Regions from separate parts of the Homo sapiens genome. Here region 2 is linked to region 1. Evidence: chromatin loops called from intact Hi-C (ENCODE). Cell type or tissue: pancreas. All regions are shown on one strand. Links, peaks and the distances in the headings refer to the core of each region. The heading gives the core; the rest is flanking DNA.

Region 1 (2,910 bases), core at 197-2,696:
CTTGAACCCAGGAGGCAGAGGTTGCAGTGAGCCGAGATTGTTCTACTGCACTCCAGCCTGGCAACAGAGCGAGACTTTGTCTCAAAAAAAAAAAAAAAAAAAAAAGCAAACAACAACAACAAAAAAATGTTCTGAGGAAAGAAATGAGCTGATACTGAATTTTGCTTTAGAAACACTGGCTTCTCAAAGACAGTGGAGCAGTGACTTCAGATTCTGATGGGAAAAGATAGAAGACCTAGAATTTTATACCCAGCTAAACAGTCAACGATGCATACCATTTGAGGGGATTCAGAAGTTCAGTTTACTAGTCCCATCCCTTATAGAAAAAGCTGATCTAGGTTACACTCCACCAGAGAAAGGAATCAAGGGAATGTACTTGGAGATATGGGATAAAGGAAAATTTAGCACATTTGACTCTCTAGAAGTAGAAAAACTGTGAAGAATAGGTATGAAGATACATTAGGCCTTCATACTTGAAAGAATCTCCAACAGGTAAAATCTTTACAATGGTATATCTCTTTCTCCATAGTTCTAGTCAGAAATCTTCTTTCTGCTATAAACATTTATGGGATAGTACTATAAATGTCCTTTAATTCCATTCAAATTTTAAAACCAACATGTACACAAATTAATAGTAGAAAGCGAAATGTAAATTCTCAAACCCTGACCATTAAATACATAATAGAGGAATGAAAAGAGGAAGGCAGTGTTTTAATGGAGAAAGTAGGCCCTCCGTGTTTTTCACTGTTCAAAATGGAAAGTGACGAGGTCCTGACCAGAGGTGATGAATTAAGAAGTAAAATTTGAGTGTGCACTGCTGACATCACGCATGTTGAAACTAAAAATGTATTCGTGATCAGGGCCAGGCTGGGTAAGAAAGAAGCTATTAACCATTTTGTCCCTGGGGAAAGGCCTGGATGCCAGGAAGAAGGAGGTGAAATCCTGCTTCTCATTTGGAACTTTCCTTTGTCATTGTAATTTGTTTTTTACCATATGCGTCATGTATATTCTGCGATTTGAGATACCCTTGTCTCATAAAAACAATGTAGATAAATTGTGTTACATTCATATAATGTAATGCTTTGTACTCTGAGGAAAAGGAAGAAGTGGTATATGTATAGGCAAAGATAAAGGCAGCCTCAGCCATGTTTTCAGCGGGCATGATCATACCTGTGCCTCTAACAATCACAGACCACGAGGCAGGGAGGAGGTCATGATGTTGGCCTTGACCAATAGGCAGAATCCATCCAGTGTGGACCGGAAGGCAGGGCAGATGCAGCATGGGAGGGCCCTGCCAGGGGAGTGTGGGGAGCAGAGGAGTGAGGCTGAGCCAGAAAGAGGGGTGATCTGCACGTGAGCATGTCGGCCAGGAAGAGCACAGCCTCAGGGAGGCCTCTGGCACCGCGGCTATGTGTGCGGGGGCACTGGCGGCCAGGACATTGGGGTAAATCCAGCATGGCCCATGAGGGCCCAAAGAAGTCCCCAGAAGGACTAGAGCATGACAGGCCATAGTTCCTGCCTCTTTCTGGGCCTGGGAAACAGTGAGAGGGCACGCCAGCCGCATGCTGGGGACAGGCCTGGAAGGCAGCCATGGGCCTCACCAGTACCCGGAACCCAAGCAAGGCCTGCGGGAGGCCACCCCCCGGGATGCACGTGGGTCAGGTCAGCATGCACTTCCATGACCACTTGACGAGCCCGGCCCCCGTGTCAGCCAGGATCAGCAATGCAACGACAGCAGACTGGGCCCATGGCAACGCACAGTGGCTTCCACGGGCACCATGCACACAGCCAAGGTCGGGAGCGCTGAGGTTGCTCTGGTGAGGAGGGACCATGGTGCTCACAGGAATGCTATGCACCCCGTGGGCCTTGATTGTAGCGGCCACACTCCCCATGTCCTTGGCAGCCTCCAAGTCCACTATCAGACCAGCCATCCCAGAGGTCACAAAACAGCAAGGCGCCCAGACCCCCCGGAGACACCCCAAACACACGGTTTATTGAATCGATGCCAAGCACATGGTGAGAAGCAAAGGGTCATTTCAAATGTCGGGGCCGGGCCAGGTTTTTCAGTTTCCAGAAACTTCCATGACTGCACCCACCTCACACTCCTCTAGAGCTTTAGTCTGAGTATCCACGGCCCGTGGCCCTGCATCCATCGTCCTCCCCGGAGATTGCCCTCTTCTGAGTAACTGCGGCCACCTGCAGTACTTGGCACACCCCAGGCAGCTGTCCCCATCCCACAGAGGCCAAAACCAGGCACCAGAGAGGGGAGGCGGCTGTGTAGGAGGCCACGGCCAGTGAGGGTTCCTGTGGTTCGCCTGAACCAGTCTGCTCACAGCCCGGCCCTGCCCCTCCTTCAGAGCTGGCTGTGGGTTCAGGATGGAGGGTGCCTGATAGCCCTGGCCGTGAGCACAAGAGGATGCTCTGCCCTCGTCTGCCCTCATCCCTGGCCGTGAGCACAAAAGGATGCTCTGTCCTCATCTGCCCTCGTCCCCCACCCCAGCCCCAGAGGCTGTGCTCAGCACTGCTGGACAGTGGAAGGAGATCTAGAGAAGGGCAATGGGGAGAAGGGAGCCTGGGCTGGCAGTCCAGGCTCATGGGGCAGCATGGGGCAAAAAGCAATGGGCTTCGTGGGGGGAGGACCACTGGTCACAGCTCCAGCCACCGTTGTGACCAGACCGCTGGCCAGTCATTAGTCTCCCTGTGCCCCGAGTCCTCACTGACGCCCACTGCAAGGATTACAGCAAATGCAGGCAGAGAACACTGCACACGGTTGGTCTCAATCAATGTTTTCTTTCCTCCTTTTCCTCCTGCATGTGTGGAAGAGGCCATATCTTGTCCCCAAGGAGACCTCTGGGACACACTGTTGTGGGGATCTCCGAGAGATGTCCCAGCCAGCCCTTGTCTGGAGTC
Region 2 (2,910 bases), core at 87-2,586, 48 kb before region 1:
TGAGGTCTTCTAGAACCCAGGACTCCACCAGCCTCCCAGGGCCTAGGTGAAAATCTGTGCAGGCGAGGGGGGCCTATGGGGAACCCAGGGTGTCAGGAGGCAAGGGGAGACAAGAATGGGTGTGAAGCAGCCTCACGAAGAAAGGAGAGCCTCAGAGGCAACCCCCAGCACAGCCATCCTCAATCCCAGATGGGCCACGAAAGCCACCTGCCTGCTCCCAGTGGCCACAGGGCCCAGGAGAGGCTATACTGCCCAGCAGAGCAGCAAGGGCCCGCTGTGCACACTGCCTCCGGGACCTCCCAGACGGAGCTGCGGGCGTGGACAAGGCCACCCGATTACAGATAGCAAGGGCCCACTGTGCACGCTGCCTCCAGGACTTCCCAGACGGAGCTGCGGGTGCGGACGAGGCCACCTGATTACAGATGATGAATATGAAACAACGCCAATCCGTTACCCAACACCAGGCAAAGCCATCCCCGGCAACTTTATGAGCAAGTAAATCCTGAGCTTGCTCCAATAAAGTATTTACGAGGTCTCTTGTTCCAAAACTGCACGCATGGCCTTTTTCTAATTCAATCTATCCCACAAAGGTAAATATGAAGGCTTGGCAGAGGCGAGCGTCAGTGCACAGGCTCCTGGCCTGCCACGGTGCAGTTCGGTCCTGGGGAGGCAGGAGAGCCTGGGACAGTGGCTCTGTGCCGCTGCTAAGCCTGTGGGGGACTGGGGCAGGTGTAGAGACTTCCAGAGCCCCAACTCCCACCCTCCAGTATCCAGGTATCCACGGCTTGGCCAGGCTCGACTGCACCCACAATCCTGAAAGAGTGCAGAAACAACCTCTCTAAAATCAGAAACCCCAGTGCTTCCTGCTGTTAACCTCCGTGTCCACACAGAGCCTGGCGCCACACTTACTGGGTTCAAATCCCAGTGTGCCACTTACCAGTGGCCTGAATTTCCCTTTGTAAAAAATGGCCATAAAAACCGCGCCCATGTGGCAGGGCTCTTAAGAGTAACAACTGAGGTTACCATGAACAGAGTGCTCAGAACAGGACCCCACCCTGGCACACCACGTAAGGACAGGCTGGACCCATATGTGCTTGTGCACCTCCAGGCAGGGGGTGGTACAGAGGGGACTCAACCCCAGGGCCCTGCTCCGTCTTCTCAGAACACACAGCCCAGCAGGCATGTGGTCGTGTCACCGCAGACATCTCACCAGGGATGCACCAAGCCAGGCTCCAGAACATCCAGCCCCCGCCTCAGGCATGGGGCAGCTTTATGTTCCCAGGAGATAGACGCGGAGACAGACTCTGCCATTCTCTCTCCTGCTGCATCCCCAGTTTCTTTCATGGGCCACTCAGCCTGAGAGGTGACGACAGTGAGGACAGTGAGTGCCGAGGTTCTGCGAGAGGCGCTTCCGGGGCCACTGAGGCAGGGACGGGAGTGCCTGCATGCTTCCAGGAGCTCCACACGGCTGCAGTAACGAATGGCCTCAAACCAGGCCCCGAAACAGCACCCATTTATCCTCTTGCTGCTCTGAGGGCCAGAAGTCTGAGCCCAGCTTCACTGGCTAAAGTCAAGGTGTCACTGATTTCTTCTAAGGTCTCTGGGGAGAATCTGTTCCCTTTGCTTTTCCAGATTCCAGAGGCCGCCACACCCCTGGGCTCCCTGCCTCACATCACCCCCTCTCTGCTTTGTCCTCATGCCCCTTTTGCCTCCTCTTCCCAGGACGCCTGTGACTGCCTGTGAGACCCACCTGGATAAGCCGCAGTCACGCCCCCATCTCAAGATCCTTAATCACATCTGCAAGACCCTCTTGCCTGGCGAAATGACACATCCGCAGGTTCCAGGGATTAGAACCCGGACATCTTTTGGGGAGTGCATTGTTCAGCCAACCACACGCTGGGTCTGCACAGGGCATCCCCCGAGTGACCACAGGTATCCACGCTCCCAGCCCAGCCCTGGTTTTGTTTCTCGCCCAACAATGAACTCACCATGGATGAAGCCCAGATCCAGATGTCCACCGGCCCACCAAGGAGACTGGACACCCATAGAAGGCCTCTCTCGGACAAGACGCTCCCACCCCAGCCGTGCCCACCAAACCCCTAGGGGTCCCCACGGACCTGCAAGCAGCTGGGTGTCTGCCGAGCCCAGAGCCACGCAGCCTTCGGAGCTGGGCAACTCCCTGTTCCCTATTCCCACCATCTCGCTGCTGACCCACCTCGCTGGGCTTTCTGCAGCCCTAGACAGAGGGTGGGATAGGCAGGAAGAAGTTTTGGGCTTCAGTGGCCCATCTGGTGGGACAAAGTGCAGCCCATCCGGCCTCAGCGAGGCCACTCCCTGGTTTCCATGCGCAGGCAAAATGCCACCTTCCTGCCTCGTGCTGTGACTTGCAGGCAGGAGGAAGACCTCTGGGACCCTGTCCCAAGCGGCCAGGCTCCAGGAGCATCCCGAGTGCATGGGCGGGTGACGCATTAGAGATGCTCCCAGGTGACTGCACCTGATCCCATGCATTAGGTGATGCATTAGGGATGCTCCCAGGCCTCACGATGTGCACTTCATCCAGCAGCACCCTCGGGGCCACTGCAGAAGACACGATCACTTGGGCCTTCAGGCTCATCAGGCCTCGACCAGAAAATGCTCGAATTTTAGAAAATCAGCACGGCGGGGTTACGGCGGTATTGGCCACACTGTATGAATGTATTCCACCTTCCCATTCAAAGCCTGCAGCGCTGTCCCCAGCTCTGCCTGACTGCTGATGGGACCCTCACTCCCTGCTGAGAGCCCACCCCACTCCTGAGCAGCCCCGGGGCTGGTGAGCTCTGTTGGAGTGATCCCCAGCCCCAGGCCCAGCTCCAGGGTCCCAGAGAATCAGCACACCAGGCCGGTGTTTCTCAAAGGAAAGGATGACCCCTG

What was found. Peaks named below come from ENCODE experiments on the same cell type or tissue, not always from the same donor. Only the 100,000 strongest peaks of a DNase experiment are listed, where the experiment ranks them.
Region 2: it touches region 1 in a loop (5-fold over the local background); 5 of 110 quality-filtered maps call a loop at or near these places.

What each region holds. Positions count from the first base shown.
Region 1 is chr22:48,568,467-48,571,376 of GRCh38, reverse strand. The region is part of intron 1 of TAFA5 (TAFA chemokine like family member 5); the gene reads right to left. Among named protein-coding and RNA genes, the nearest start is that of TAFA5, 80 kb to the right of the region's middle. In pancreas, for the core only: no CTCF peak of the experiment used is centred there; a DNase peak (open chromatin) is centred at 1,676.
Region 2 is chr22:48,616,041-48,618,950 of GRCh38, reverse strand. The region is part of intron 1 of TAFA5 (TAFA chemokine like family member 5); the gene reads right to left. Among named protein-coding and RNA genes, the nearest start is that of TAFA5, 130 kb to the right of the region's middle. In pancreas, for the core only: no CTCF peak of the experiment used is centred there; no DNase peak of the experiment used is centred there.